2 separate regions of the Mus musculus genome follow, and region 1 is linked to region 2. A link is a loop called in an ENCODE intact Hi-C map of the cell type or tissue named here. Cell type or tissue: left cerebral cortex. All regions are shown on one strand.

Evidence for each region. Peaks named below come from ENCODE experiments on the same cell type or tissue, not always from the same donor. Only the 100,000 strongest peaks of a DNase experiment are listed, where the experiment ranks them.
Region 1: it touches region 2 in a loop (2.0-fold over the local background); 2 of 42 quality-filtered maps call a loop at or near these places.

Annotation. Positions count from the first base shown.
Region 1 is chr1:124,841,038-124,849,037 of GRCm38, forward strand. It overlaps Gm35355 (a long non-coding RNA gene), which reads left to right and starts at 5,021. Exons shown (of 4, transcript XR_387345.3): 1 at 5,021-5,177; 2 at 5,300-5,378; 3 at 5,845-5,957. It also overlaps a transcript of Dpp10 not described here. In left cerebral cortex, no CTCF peak of the experiment used is centred here; DNase peaks (open chromatin) are centred at 3,149, 4,369, 4,646 and 4,927; H3K4me3 peaks cover 3,216 bases; H3K27ac peaks cover 3,110 bases.
Region 2 is chr1:124,715,202-124,723,201 of GRCm38, forward strand. It overlaps a transcript of Dpp10 not described here. Among named protein-coding and RNA genes, the nearest start is that of Gm35355, 130 kb to the right of the region's middle. In left cerebral cortex, a CTCF peak has its summit at 3,116 (motif pointing right); DNase peaks (open chromatin) are centred at 887 and 3,103; H3K27ac peaks cover 488 bases.

The sequences.
Region 1 (8,000 bases), 130 kb after region 2:
TTGCTACAAACACAATTTGTTAGCTTAAGGTATACTCTGAAGCCAATAAGATCCACACATTCATTTTAAAGGCTTCATACTAGTAGCTATTCCATCAGGACATGGAAGAACGCAACATTTCGTTTTACTTTGTTTGTTTGTTTGTTTGTTTGTCTGGGGGGGTGTACACCACACACGTGGCACCATGTGAACATAGAGGTCAGAGATCAACCTGCAGGGATTTGTTCTTTCCTTCCGCTATGTGGGTTCTGGGAATAGATTTCAAGTTGTTAGCAAACGCTTTTGTCTATTGAGGCATTTCACTGATGCAAACAGAACTTACAGACTCGTCAATGTGGAATTTGGAAGCTAGGTTTGAATTTGGTGAAAATAAACAAGACAGCTCTAGAAATGGAGAATATACAGAGAGGGCTGGCTGGGAGAGTGTCCTAGATGGGAAAAGAACTCGTTCATGCTTTACTTTAGAGGATTCCTAATACACCTTAGTGCATATGATTTATCACTTAGGAATCACCAGTTATAATTAATTCACTCAAAGTTTCCAACTTCAGGGGCCCAGCACGATTGCTCAGCAACTCATGTGCTTCTCACCTTGGCAACCTGAGTTCAATTCTGAAAACTCAGGGGAAGGCAGGAGGAGAGAACTGATTACACAACTTTGTCCTCTGGTCTTCACATATGTATTGAGCTATTGAGTGTGTGTGTGTGTGTGTGTGTGTGTGTGTGTGTGTGTGTGTGTGTGTGTGTATGAATGTTAAAATATGAAAGATATTACCAGAATACAATCTGCCCATTTAAGAAACAAAGTTTTGGCTTAAGCGACAAAGTTTTGGGCTGGAGAAATAGCTCAGTAGATAAAAGCCATTACTGACTTTCTCAAGATCTAGACTCACACTAGACAGCTTATACTAGTCTGTAATTCCAATTCCAGGAAAGCTGATGAGCCCTTCTTACCTGCCTCCTACAGGCTCTGGAACACATGGTATATATGCACATAAACATTGAAACACTTGAAACAAAAAATAAAATCTAAAGCATAAAAGGAGGGAAAGGGGAAATTCAGCTGCCTTTCCCCTTAAAAGATAAACAAAAAAAAAAAGGAAACTTCTAAATTTGTAAACTCACCAGAAAAAGTGCTTTAAAAGTAAGCTTAAGATTTATCTAAAAGGTTCCAATTAATTTCAAGATATCCAGATGAAGCCAAGACAGCAAACACAACACTACTATATAATTTTTGTCTGAAACGAAGTTCATAATATCGCCATATTCCGATCTGCATTTTACCTTCTCAGATAGTTTCTGGAACTTTCTATTATAAATTGGAGTAGTCAGACATTTCCTTTTGTTTTAATTCTTGAGAACTAACTTGCTTGAAAGACATGTACTCATTTCAAGGAAAGCTTCACTGGATTTTACAAGTTCTGCATTGGGGAAGTGGTTTATGAGTGTGTTTCCCACAGCACTCCATCCAAAGCGAGCAGGAAACCTGCTGGGCACCTTGACTTCGATGTTTCTGCTCCTTTCTCTCTTACCAATCTTGAATGTAGGGATAGGTTGGATCCAGTATGTCACAAAACTTGTCTCAAAGAAAGGGTGCTGGGGCTGAAGAGATGATCAGAATGTAAGAGTACTTGATAGTTTTTCAGAGGACCTGTGTTTGGTTCCTAGCACCCACACTAAGTGACTCAGAATCTCTGGTAACTCCAGGGCCAGGGGATCTGGTTCCCTTTCTTTGCCTCTGTGAAAACCCACACACGTGTGCACACAAACACACACAGGTACATATGCATGCATGTAAACAAAAATAAAAAGCACAGAGTAAACTGGCAAAAATTGGACAATAGCCAAAATATCAAAAGTGAATGTGAAACAGCCCAAATGTGACTTTCCAACTCCTCACCATCCCCACCTCTCAGGATCACCCACAAACATAACTACAAGCAGCTTTCCCTGGCAACAGCACCTGAGTTTGACCATCTGCAGACTTGTAACTCTTCAAGCTGCACGTGTGAAACACACACACACACATACACACTTTTCTTTGTGGTTTTGCATTTGGAGTTTTCACCTGTCTTTAGTTAATACATTCCCATTGACCATTCTTTTTAACATTAATTGTACCAGAGACAAGGAATAGACATAATTTCCTGTGCTGACAAATAGGAGGAACTCCCGAGAGCTTCACTGTACTCTGACTACATAAGAAAAGCCCCCGAAGCTTCTAGAACACCTTTCTAAAGTAGAGCAATGCACAACTTTTTCAGAATCTGAGTATTTTCAGTGTCCTAAACTTGGTTGTAATTATCTTTAGGCCAACATACGTCTACCAAAACATTTGACTTAGAGTTGTCAGATAAGTTTAATGAGGGGGAAATTAACCTTAAACAATCACAAATGACACTAAGTTTGCAAAAGTTCAAAGAGTATTTTAATCTCCAGTACACCATAGCTTTCCAAAAACCCTCCCAATCATAGGTTTTTTTTTTCCTCCTTAGGTTGTTATTGCATTTTGCTCCTGGGCTAATGCATTACCTAAATATAGACAGCCATTTTTAGTATAAATTCCAAAAGCCATAAATGTTTCATAATTGAGGACATAATTCGAAGTAAGAGAGCTTTTTCCACTCATCCCTTTTTATGGTTGCAAATTGGAAAATACTCAAGTAATTACTCCCTTAATAGTTCAATGCTGGCAACTCTACTTTATGAACCTCACAAGCATCTTTGCCCACCCCCAGGGCAGTATAGGAGGTTACAGAAAAAAACTTAACTTGTACAATTAACCAAATCACCCAGCGCTCTGATGCAAGATTCTTTCATTAAGCCATTAATAAAATGCACTACTAAGTGGTTGGTCGTCCAGTTTTTACGAGGCTTTTGCATTTCAATTCAATGGCTGCAGTTTGGGTAAAAACCCAACGTCTGCAAGATCAGCAAGCTGAGGAAAAGCTCCGATTCTAGAAACATTTTCTTTCCTTCTCCACAGTTCATCTGAGAGCACTCAATGCCAGCGAACTAATAAGGGAAGTGATTTTTGAGTCCCAGAAAGTACAATGCATTTCTGTCTATCCAATAAAGAGAAAAGCAAATGAAGCGCTTGCTTCCTATGACCTCAAAAGCATAAGCAGAAAGCCACTGGTCATTTTATGGTTTCTAAACAAAGGTAGATTAGACAGTTTGTAATTCTACCCCCAGTTCAGACTCCAGCACTTATTTCCTACTAGAGTTTATATATCACAATGCAAAATGTCATATGTTTTATTTCTTGGCATTGCTCCGTAGTGGTATGCTTATATAATTGAGGAATGTAGGGATCTTATAAGCAGAGAACAATTTAAATCCTAAAGCTCAATGTTTCCTTTCTAAACTTGGACACATTACAGAAAATTCTGTCTTGGCCATTATAGGGGGTGTAAATTATCTGGATTTGGACACTATGTGACTTCTGTTAACCTGCTTTGTTTATATGACTTCAGTTAACCCCCTCTGTTTATATGTGATGAGAGTCTAATTATACACTGTTGACTGCATCCTAGAGACCTCAGTATCTTTAAAACATAACTGGAGATAAATAGAGTGAAATATTCAGTTTATGGTCTATTTATTGCTAAAAGTCACCAAGAAAGGTCAGACAAGTTCATGAGAAAGAAGTATTGTTGAAAATTATATTCCTCTTATAATTACAGTCAATGCAGCATTGTCAAGGGCCAGAGATATAAATGAAAAAAGACCTGTAAATCATAAAAATTCAGGTTTTTTGGATTCTAGCACCTTAGGCAAAAGTGTGCTCCTGTTAATGACATGTGGCAGTAACTAGAGATGGCCTGTAAGGTTATCATTGTGTTTGTACAAGACCTTGAGAGGCTCTAACCACTAAGTCTAAGATGCCAAGTAATCAGACAAAAACATCCAGGTCAAACCCAGAAAGACAGGGAACATTTCTCCATAGAATCATGTCATTCTGAGTCCCATGGATCATCATGTATGAACTAGAACAGAAAACAAAATCCTGAGCTTTCTAACTTAATTTCAAGTATTTTTGTCAGAAAATAAACTCCAAATTTATTTCAACTCATTTATCATCATCATCATCATCCAGAGATTGGACTTAAAAAGTAGGTCCTGTTGTTCCACTTGTTCAAAGTTTGATAGTAACACCTGTAAGCAGGTGTTTTTACCCTCTCCACAGTCATTTGCACACTCACTAGTATGACTTAGTACAACCACCAGTTTAATGGTTATAACAAGGAATTCACTTTTCACAAACTCTAAAACACACATGATGAGAAGATGCAGTGTCCAGATTTAGAGCCAATGCAATGTTTCCTGATTCAAGCAGTTCACAAATTCATCTCCAGTTTCCTCAAGAAAACCGACACACAACAGAAACTCTCCTAGATGCTCACTCAAGTTTATTTCTGAAGCATACCATAAACAGATTCTCAGCCAAATAATAAAAATGCAGCTATCAGTATAAAAGAATCATCTATGGAAACTACTGTCTCCAGTCTACATACATGAGCAAACAGAGCCACTTTCCTGAAATCAAGCCTGCAACAAAACTCAAACCACCAGCAGTATTCTCCACCAGCAGTCCCTGATGAACCAGTGCCTACAAGCAATTTAGATGCACTAAGACACCTGTACAAAATCAGAGAACAGCAACAAAACCAGATCCTACCTTGATGGTCTTGGAGGGCTGACACTTGATGTGATGGGACACGCTGGCTGTTTGGTTCATATTTCAGGACCCTGGACAGTGCACGATCCACAGGCTGAGTTCCAAGACTAACCAGAGATCAAGTCTCCCCTGCTGGACTTGAGCAAGGGGCTGCTGCTGTTGCTGCTGCCTCTGCTGCTTCTGTTGCTGCTGCTGTCTTACTCTGCAGGCTGAAACGCTGTCAGGCTGGAGGGATCCGCAGCTCACTTAGCCCTAAATAAAGCATTTACTTGGTTCATCATTCTCAGAGCTCTTGGCAATATGGGATAGAAAGCCGACTGTTTAAATTCACTTGCACGGTATCTTTTCAGTACTGAGTTGTGACAGATCTACAGTGCAGCCAATAGTCTTGGCTCTTATGCTCATTTCAAAAGGACGGATACCAGGAAATATACAGAGATCAATTGCAGTACTACAGTTTAAAGGGCCACTCTCTCAACAACCCTTGTACTACCAGGTTATACATATTCTGCAGTCAAAGATAATTCTCTCTCCTTCTTCTCTCTTGCTCTCTTTGATGATTTTTTTACAATAAATCATTATTAATCTAATAATAAATATTTTTCTATTTCTCCTTAGTGCTAACTACAAAAACAACTGTAAGTGAAGAGAAAGACCTGTTGATGGTGGTCAGGATTTAAGGCTTTGCATCTGTAAGGTGAGATACTTGTATTGTCTATGGATATTAAAGCTACTGGTATTTCTTTAAGCTGTGGAAAGCTAAATGTATTCATGAAGTTTAAAAACAGTATAATTGTTGCATATTTCACCACAGCTTAAAATGTCTTCTGATTTTCTTGTCAGCCATAGATATTATTGAGATCACATTTTTTTTCTTGAGAGAGAGAGGGACAGACTACCATTCAGTCACATATAGTCACTTCTTTAATTCAAATGTCATTGTGGAAAAATAAATCATTAATATTTTCTTATAAGGGAAAAACTCTCTCCTTACGCATTCGTATGCTCACAGCAGCATTGATCAGTGTGAATATTCCCATATGGGCATAGTATCTCAGAAGCTTGAGAAAGTGGAAAATATCACTTCTCTGGACTTTATTATGAAATATTTATGTAATCTAGATTGGATGTTACATATCATGTGTATTTCTGTACATGTGTAGATTTGCATGTGACACCGTGCAAGTGTGGGGATTAGAGGACAGCTCATGAGAGTCACTTCTCCTCTGCCACCACGTGGTCCCCACAGATTGAAGTCATGGTTCTAAATATGGCAGTAAGTACCTTTACCCAGTCACTCATCTTGCTGACCTAAAGGTCAACACTTTTTATTAATTAGAAATATATCTTGCTGGTGAAATGCTACATTTGAACTCTGTGACACTTTATGACATCCCATAATACCATAGATAAAGAATAATACAAGAAAAATAGATTAATAAGTTTGATAAAATAATTAGATGTAAAAAATGCTTATGTAAGCATCCACTTCCTCTTCTAAGACATAAAGATATTTCACACATTCTATAAAATAGTCTTCATATAGCCAAAGTAGTCTGACACCACGAAGATTAATAGTACAAAATTTAAACAAATAAAGAAAAACCCTTGTTAAAAGAAAGAAAGAAAGAAAGAAAGAAACAAACAAACAAACAAACAAACAAACAAACAAGGGGCTGAAGAAATGGCTGAAAGGCTTACAGCATTGGCTACTCCACCAGATGATTCAGGTTCAATTCCTGGCACTCACATAGTGGCTCATAATTGTCTTTAACTCCAATCCAGCTCATCTAATGGCCTCTCTTAGTTTATGTGGGCATCAGGAACACATGTGGTGCACAGACATACATGCATGCAAAACATTAAGCCACATAAAATAGCACAAAAATAAAGACACAATGAGAGGCCTCAGCAGGTAAAGACACTTAACATCAAGTCTGGAAACCTGAACTCAATGGAAGAAAGAGAGAACAGATTCTGAAAATTCACATGCATGTCCTGACACATACATGCTTGCACATACACAAAATAGATAAATAAGATATTTGAAGCAGAAAGGAAATAGAATCAATAAACACCAGAAGAAAAGGCAAGTTCAAAACACCATGTAGCCACACAGCAGAGCACAACCAGAGCAGCAACGTCTGTGGTGGCTTGAGCTTTGCATGTGTGCATGGGGAGGGGCTTGTGAAACTTGACATTCTTCAAGGTCATGAACTTTGATTTCTAAAAAAGGTTCTGTCATAGTGTGTGGAATACTGTTCTGACAAAATACCGTGGACAAAAACAAGTTGGGCAGAAAAAGAATTATTTGGCTTGTGCTTCTACATCCATAGTTCATCACTGAAGAAATCTAGCCCAGAAACTCAAACAGGGTGGGAACCTGGAGGTAGGAGCTAATGCAGAAGCTTTAGAGGGGTGCACCTTACTAGTTTGCTCCTCGTGACTTGATCAGCCTGGTTAGACCCTAGGACCACCAACCCAGGGAAGGCAACACCCACAATGATCTATGCCCTCGCACATCAAGCACTAATTAAGAAAATGCTCTATAGGCTTACCTACAACCCAATCCTATAGGGTTGTTTTATTTCAACTGGGGTCTCCTCTTCTAGGATTATTCTAACCCGGGTCAAGCTGACAAGAAACTAGCCATCACAGATTTTCTCACTGGGCTGGAACTCACCAATTAGGCAAGACTGATTGCTCAATGAGCCTCAAAGATCTGTCATGGCTGACCCACTGCTGAAGTCAATGTATGTGCCACTGTGTCCTGCTTTTTACATGTGTTCTGGGAATTAAACTCAGATCCTTATGGCTACAAGGAAAGGATTTAGCAACTAAACCATCTCTCCAGATACTCAAAGTTTATGATAAAATCATAAATGTGTGGTTTAGAAAACCACAAATGTGGCTTATATTATCATTGAACTCTAATATTTTAGACAATGCACACACCAAAGAGAAATTCATAAAGCTTTAAACATTTTATATTCTGACATAATGAAAACAACATATCCAAATTATAGAATGAAGTGAAATAATATTTAGAAAAAGATGTATACATTTGATACATGTGTGTGTAAACACATTTATTTAAAATATAGTCAGAGAAAATATTAATAAGGAAAAAGAAACTATTCATCACAGGAAATTGGAAATCTGAAATAAACACAAGTAGATGCAGGGAAGTAAATAATAAGGTAAGAAATGAATGGAGAAAATGATAAGCATGTAAGTCAGTAAGCATGAGGTACTTGTTTCGATGGGTAGTTAGCAATCTTAACTAGCAGGACTGGCTCAGTTCTCCTCTTGATATTCC
Region 2 (8,000 bases):
GGTTCAGAGATCTGAACTTAGGTTCTCATGCTTGGATGGCAAGCACATTACTCCCTGAGCCACCTCCTCAGGCCAAGGATAAGATCATGTGTGTCCTACTGAACTGATAACCCCAGCCCTTGAAAATGGTAGCTACTTCAAAGTATCTGCTTTTTAAATAAATAAATATAAATAAATAAATGAAAGGTGTTCCATTTGGAACCATGGAATTGTAAAATATTTCTTCAAAAGACAAAATTTACTATCTGAAATATTTTTACTTCTACTGTTTATTTTTTTAATTAGGTATTTAGCTCATTTACATTTCCAATGCTATACCAAAAGTCCCCCATACCCACCCACCCCCACTCCCCTACCCGCCCACTCCCCCTTTTTGGCCCTGGCGTTCCCCTGTTCTGGGGCTTCTACTGTTTAAATCTAAGAAGTCAAACGGTTCTATTCTAGAGAGAAGAGAGAAAGACTTCCTGTATTTTAGATAGCTGAATGCCTAGAAGACAGGCCATTTCTTTATATATCACTTGCTGCCTAGCTTTCGTTATCACTTTATCTAACTTATTTCTCATAAATGACAGGAAACTACTGAAAACTCTCTTACCTGGCTCACATCTCCCTCACACAGGCCATAAGTAAAAGGGGACAAATATCGTGCTCCCTAGAAACAGGTAATCTCCACCCTAGTTGCCCTTAGACGGACAGCATGGTGATTCCAAAGCTCTGAAATCCGTCATCTTCAACTGCTATACCCACCGAGCAACAGACTACAGTTATGACTTCTCTGAAGAGCTGTCTTTCATCTCCAGCTGGGGATCCAATTTCCACTTATAAGATTTAACCTGGAAATTAACAGTGACAACAGCGGGGATAAGATGAGCAGCTGATCTGGGAGGGATTGTGTGGGAGAAACTGCCTGAGCCTGGCGAGAGGCACAAAGGAAGGGTACTCAAGGCAGACAGCTATGGAGGGTGTCTTTGCAGGAATGAACTATGATGTTCAGTAGTTCCAACTGTGAAGCACCCAGCAGCCTAGTAACAAATAAGTGTCTTGGCATGGCTATAGATAAGACAAGTGGAATTAAAGAATATTGTGTGTCATGAGAGCGGCAGCTGGGAGCTTTGATTAGGAGCTTTGGAGCAGTCTGAGAGAAGAAAACTATTGAAAAAAAATCAAAGGAAGGGTGATAAACAGCAAAGAGTTCATGTGTTTTATGGGAGTGCTGATATAGGTCATTAGTCTCCAGATCTGAAATATTAACGACACAGGCTGGGAATTGAAAGGATGCATAATGAATGAAAAGTCAAAACGTCTCAGCATCTCATGCTGTAGGCCTTTTATTCATTCAACGAACATTTTTAAACACCCAAGTCCCAGGCACTGAGCTAATTTGTGGAAGAATATTAAAGATCATCTGTTCCCTTTAAGAAATGAAATTCTGTGAACAGAAAATGTACCTGAAGAGCAAAAAAGAAAACTTGTGAGAGGAGCTGGGAGGTGGCAGTCAGGGAAGTGCTGGCCTTCCACACACGTGAAGACCAGAGTTCCACCTGCAGACCCTATCCAAAATTAACCAGGTGCGGTAGCATTTACTTGCAATCCAGCATCAGGGAAAACGTAGCAAGATCCCTGGGATCCTCTGGCCAGCCAGTCTACTTTATGTGACCAGTTCCAGGCCAATAAGGAACCTTGTTTCAAAAGCAAGGTGGGGGACTTGCTGGAGAGGTGGCTTGGTGATTAAGAGAACTTGATTTGCCTTCAGAAGATGAGTTGGGTTTCTAGGACCATCTCCAGTTACAGAGGAACCAGTGCTTGCTCTGACCTTCAGGGACACCTGTATTTACACACGCACAACACACACATACATACACACCCGCGCGCACACACGCGCACACAGACACACTAGTGTACACAAAGAAGAAAGAGAAAGAATTTGTGATGGAATTTTTGGGTCCTAGTCTATTCTTATAAAATCTGTGCCTTTTGCATTCCAGAAAAATGGATCCTAGCCTGGTGGTAATTGCTCTTGACATATTTGTCTTGTCAGAGATATATCACCCTATGATCGGTGTGTTGCTTCATGACAGTGCTGGCCACACCCTTAGGAGATGCTCTGAGAAACAAATGTACCACCAATTACAGGTTACAGATCCTGGTCTTTGAACACTGTGTTGGTACAGGGTGCTTTTCTCTGCAACCCTCCACCAAAATGACATCTGATGTTTCCATGGTGAACTTGTGGTCTCAGCTTTCCTTTCTCATATTTAACATCTCACTGAAGTGACCACATCACAGGTTCTTTTTAGAGCTCTTTGGGGAGACGGCAAATTCAGATATTCTTTTATGATCTAGATATTTTATTTTTCCATTTCTCAGGTATATGTGCGCACATATTTATATGTGGACATATGCATGTCTGAGTGTGCATGAGCAGGCTTAAGGTCAATGTTAAGTATCCTCTTTCACCCTTCTACCTTATCCTTTGAGGCAGGGTCTCTTAGTCAAAACCGGAGCTTGCCTATATAGCTACTCTCTTTAGAAACCTTGCTCCGAGGAACACCTGTCTCGCCTTTGGAGGCTGGAATTGCAGAAGGACCATTATGGACACCTGGCATTTATGTGGTGACTGAGGAGCCCAGCTCTAATGTCCACACTTGTGCAGCAAAGTTTCTAACCACTGAGTAATTGTTCCAGTCCCCAATTTAGAAAAAAAAATAAAATAAAAGCATTCTCTAGTCATTAAATGTTAGTATGTGCTACACTGTAGCCTTAAGAACTAAGAGTAAATTTGCAAAAACAAGGCCACATAAAAGACTCCAACAAACCATCAGGACTGTAACTAGAAAGGAGAAAGGTACTGAGATGGGGGTTGGGGTGGGGGATGACATCATTCTCCACAGGGAGTTCCAGGGGATAAAGCAGAATTGCCCATCAGGGGGACCCAGGCTAGGGCAGCTGAAGCCCTCCTTATTGGCTGGAGCAGCATTTCTAAAACTATCAGGGGCAGCCCTGGGTTTCAAGTCTACTGTCCATGACAGAGTTCATCAATTCAAAGGGAACTGGCCATGGCTGGAGCTCAAAGGGACTATCACCCAGATGGAAGCTTCCACCCCGTGCCACTAGGAGGCAGCAGAGTACCTGGGAAAGAAACATCAATTAACATCAGCACTGTGGGTCTTTATTATCTGCTGAGATGAGTCTGTTATTCTGCTTGAGTTGCAAAAGTAGCATAGACCTAAAAAAAATAAACATCACCACTAAAGACTATATAGGCTCACTAGAGACAAAAGATTAAAGAAACAACCTAGAGGCAAAGTTCTCAAAGGTAGAATGGGATGGGGGAAGATCCAGAGACAGTAGCCCTAAGATTTGTTTTATTAATAGAAAAGGAGGGGCCTAAGCAAGCGTCCTGGACCATGTGGCTTTTGAAACAGTCTTTGTAACTGTGATGAGACAAAGGAGAGGAAGGGTACTGGAGGGGATCAAAAGCCCAGATTGGGGAAAAAAAACACCACGGGAAATATAGGATAGGGGAGACCAAATTGTGGGGATACCAGCTGGACTTCAAAAAGGAGATGGTGTCATCATCTGTTATACTATAAAATAGAGATCTGGGGTGACAGTCAGCACTAACCTGTCATTCATAACTGTGTTTAAAGAAGAATTGTCTATCCTTGCTACATAAAAGATCTCAGAGTGAGGATGACAGAGGTAAGTAATGAATTTATTCAGGAAGAATAGGCCAGATTGAGAAGTCATTTACACCACTCCTCACTTGGTGTCTACAAGATTAGGCACAGGTGACACAAAGGGAGAGATTGTCCCTGAACTTGAAGATATCACAGCTTCTCAGTAGAGGACACAGACAACTATCAGAAATTTCAATATGGGGTAATGTGCCCATCAGCCTACAACAGAAAAGGTCATGGCTTGCAGGAAGGCTAAATGGTATTAAGATACCAGAAAAACAGATGAATGCTCAGGTAAGGAAAGGTACAAGGAATGCCTGAAGGTAAAGGACAGCCTGATGCAACCCTGGAGATGAGGGAGGGTCTGCCTCATGCACACACTGTGAATAAAGACCTAAGAGCTAAAAGCATAGGTGAGATCATAGGATAGCTCAGTTGCTAAAAGCACTTGCCACTGAGCTTGAAGATCTGCCTCCAGTCCCTGGGATCCACATGGGTGGAAGGAAAGAACAACATCCTACACGTTCTCCTGTCACCTACATAAATACTCAAGGCATTTGCACACCTGCACAATTCTGTGTGTGCTTGTGTGCACAGACACAATAAATACATACATACATAATACATAAATAAATGCAATATATTTTTTAAAGAGTATACCGATTACACACGCTAATTCTGGTCTATTCCTTGTTAACCTAAACATTCACTTGTCCTCTATGTACCTCAGTTTTCCCATCTGTAAGTCAGAGTGAGTAATGACATACATTCCTAAGGTAATTTCAAGGGTAAATGAGCCAGCATTTATATATAATATAATATAATATAATATAATATAATATGTTACATAATATATAAATATATGTTTGCATGTATATATAATGTATATGTACACACTTATAATATAATACATACATATATAATCCTGAAAACTTTGCTTAGCAAATGCATCATATAGGTCATATAGCTGAAGTCTTCAAAGCAAGTTTAAGCAGAAGGCCCTCTGACCATGATAAGGGTTTTGATGGTATAAGAATGTTGAAGAAACTGAGCTGCTACATCCGGTGCGATGGATCCAGGAAGTCAGCATCCAACTTTCCTCACTTTACCAGCCCACTGTCTTAAAACACACTCACTCCAACCTCTCTGCAGACACCAATCACATGCAATCCAATAACATTTCTACTTCTGTTCAGTGGGACTTTGTTATGATGTCACGATTCTCATAGAATCCTCACAGCAACCTTGCAAGGTTTACCTTGAGCTTGGTAGTCTCTATCTGTCCTGTGGCTTCATTCACCGCCTGATCATACACACCTAGCTAGCCTTAGACCTCATATCAGCGGTGGTCCCTAGGATGTGATTTCCAAATTCTTTCTACCAGATAAAGATACCTACAGGAGGTAGGTTAGGAGGAAGAAATCCAAGTCAATGAACATCATCCACCAGGGTCTCCTGATGATTCAAAGCAAAACTGTAACTCTGTTCTCGAATAGAGGGTCTTCTAAGGTCTTCTCCATTTATGGATTAAGCAGCCCTAGAGTCCAGGTGGTCATTGCTGAGGAAGTTAGAATATAATTGCAGAAAGCTGTTCAGCATCTTAAAGTTGGCTACCTTTCTTATCCATGCAATAAATACCACCACCATGAATTGAAAACCTCCATCTGTCTTAGAGTTTCAGACATAATACACAAAACCCCAGGTAGTGAAGTGGCACCAGCTAAAACAAAAGACACTCTGAGTTTCGAGTGGAAAAACCTGTCCCCTGGATTGGAATACCATGAATTCAAGATGAGCTGAGATTTCTTGTAGGTGAAGCTAGAATTGATGCGTAAATGATAAACAACATCTGTGCTTAACCTGTGTGGAATGTCAAATGCACACAGCAAGGGGAGCGAGGGGAGAATGGCAGGCTTTATGGAGTGAACAAAATCGGAGCCACGGTTTCGAAGAAGAGTGAGAAGATGCAAGAATTCACATGCTTGCTGAGATATTACACAGAAAATAAAACATCCACAAATGGTTCTCTAGACCTTCTGTATGAGATTACCTCAACTGTTCTTAAGAAGACCATGAGGGGACTGACTAGGTAGCACAGCCAATACAGGCAACCGCACGTAAGCCTGACAACTCAAATAATTTCCAGGGCCCACGTGATGGAAAAAGAGAACACACTTGTACAAGTCCTCTGAGCACACATAACATGGCACACTTGCCCACATATGTATATATACTATATACATATACATATGTGTAATGAATGAATGAATGCAAGCAATAAAGGGGGTAGTGGGTATCATGGTAATATTGATTGTCAACACCACAGGATCTAGAATCATTAATGAGATAAACTTGGTCCAGTGACTATGAAATAATTTCCAGATTGGATTAACTGAGGTGAAAAGACCCACTCTAATGTAAATAGCTGGGGACCTGTGATGGTTTGAATAGGGTTGTCCCCCTAGGCTCATATGTTAAAATGTTTGGCCATTAGAGAGTGGTGCTACCTGGGAAGGATTAGGAGGTGTAACCATATTGGAAGAACTGTGTCACTGAGGTCTTGGGGTTTCAAATCTCAAACTAGGCCAAGCATCTTCCTCTCTTTTCCTGTTGCCTGAGGATCAGGATGAAGAACTGTCATCGTCTCTGGCACCATGTCGAAATCTGTGCCACCATGCTCCTTGCCATGAAAATAATGGACTGAACCTCTAAAATTGCAAGCAAGCCCCAATTAAATGAGTTACTGTGGTCACGGTGTCTCTTCACAACAACAGAACACAGACTAAGACAGGACCTTTCCTTCTTAAGTCATTTTTACCAGATAGTTTTGCTATAGCGATGAGATAGTTGCATTAGCAACTGCACACTGTTTTTCAATGAATTCAATTATGTTTCCCTTCAGTTATCTACCATGGAAAATGGGTGAAACTGGAGCAGGTGGATCTTGCAGCTTGCTGCTTGAGTGACTCTGAATCTTCAGGCTTAAGGTTCTTTTCAGACACAGAATGACTTATCCTTTAAGACGTTTATCCTATGAGGTAAACTAAGAGACTGTCTGATGTATGTAGACCCATGATACCTGCAGAGTCACAGTGAAATATATATATAAAATGTGTGTGTAGACATAGATATAGATATAGATATAGATATAGATATAGATATAGATATAGATATAGATATAGATATAGAGATAGAGATAGAGATAGAGATAGAGATAGAGATAGAGATAGAGATAGAGATAGAGATAGAGATAGAGATAGAGATAGAGATATAGATATAGATATAGATATAGATATATGCTTCCAAAAGGTAAAGGCAAAATGAAAAAATTAATTTTGACAAATTAATGTTTAGTAGATCAGCATATTAGTCAATTATCATTAAATATATCATTCAATGTACTAATACAAATACAGATCATTAAACTTGTATGATTAATGTGTTAGCTAACTGTATCAATTAATATATCAATATACAATGATATATATTTATATTACATACAAAGTAACAAATAGTTGATTATCCAATATGTTGATATTCTCACATGCTAAAATTAATTTTAATATGTAGAGCTTAATATATGAATAATATATTTAACTTAATACACTTAACATATCATTTTAACACATAATAAAATTTTTAGGTATTTGTGAAATACTGTTACATTAAGCTTTTATGCTGCCTTTAAAATTCAGTATATAATTTTATAGCTAAATGTATATATCTGCTCATAATGGCTACATTTAAAGTGCTTAACAGTCCTGAGCCATAATGTGATTTCTAGCAATGAAGTTCTCAACTTATGTGTCAAAATCTCCTCAATAATGACTTTGCCAGCCCATCCATTTCCTTTTTGGTGCACATGTAAGCATGTTTAAAGTCAACTACGGTTTCTGGAAGAAAAAAAAAACCTGTTCTCTCCCTGTCTCTGTCTCTGTCTCTGTCTCTCTGTCTCTCTGTCTCTCTGTCTCTTTGTCTCTCTATCTCTCTCTCTCTCTCTCTGTGTGTGTGTGTCTGTGTGTGACTGTGTGTGCGTGTTTGTGTGTCTATATGTCTGTGTATCTGTGTGTCTGTGTGTCTGTATGTCTGTGTGTGGGATCTCACATGACCAGAGTTCTAGCCAGAATTGCCCATATGCCTTACAATTTAATTAGTTAGAAGACTCATGGCTCTAGCTGCATATGTAGCAGAGGATGGCCTAGTCAGTCATAAATGGGAGGGGAGGTCCTTGGTCCTGTGAAGGTTCTATGCCCCAGTATAGGGGAATGTCAGGGCCAGGAAGCAGGAGTGGGTGATTTGGGGAGCAGGGGGAGAGGGGAC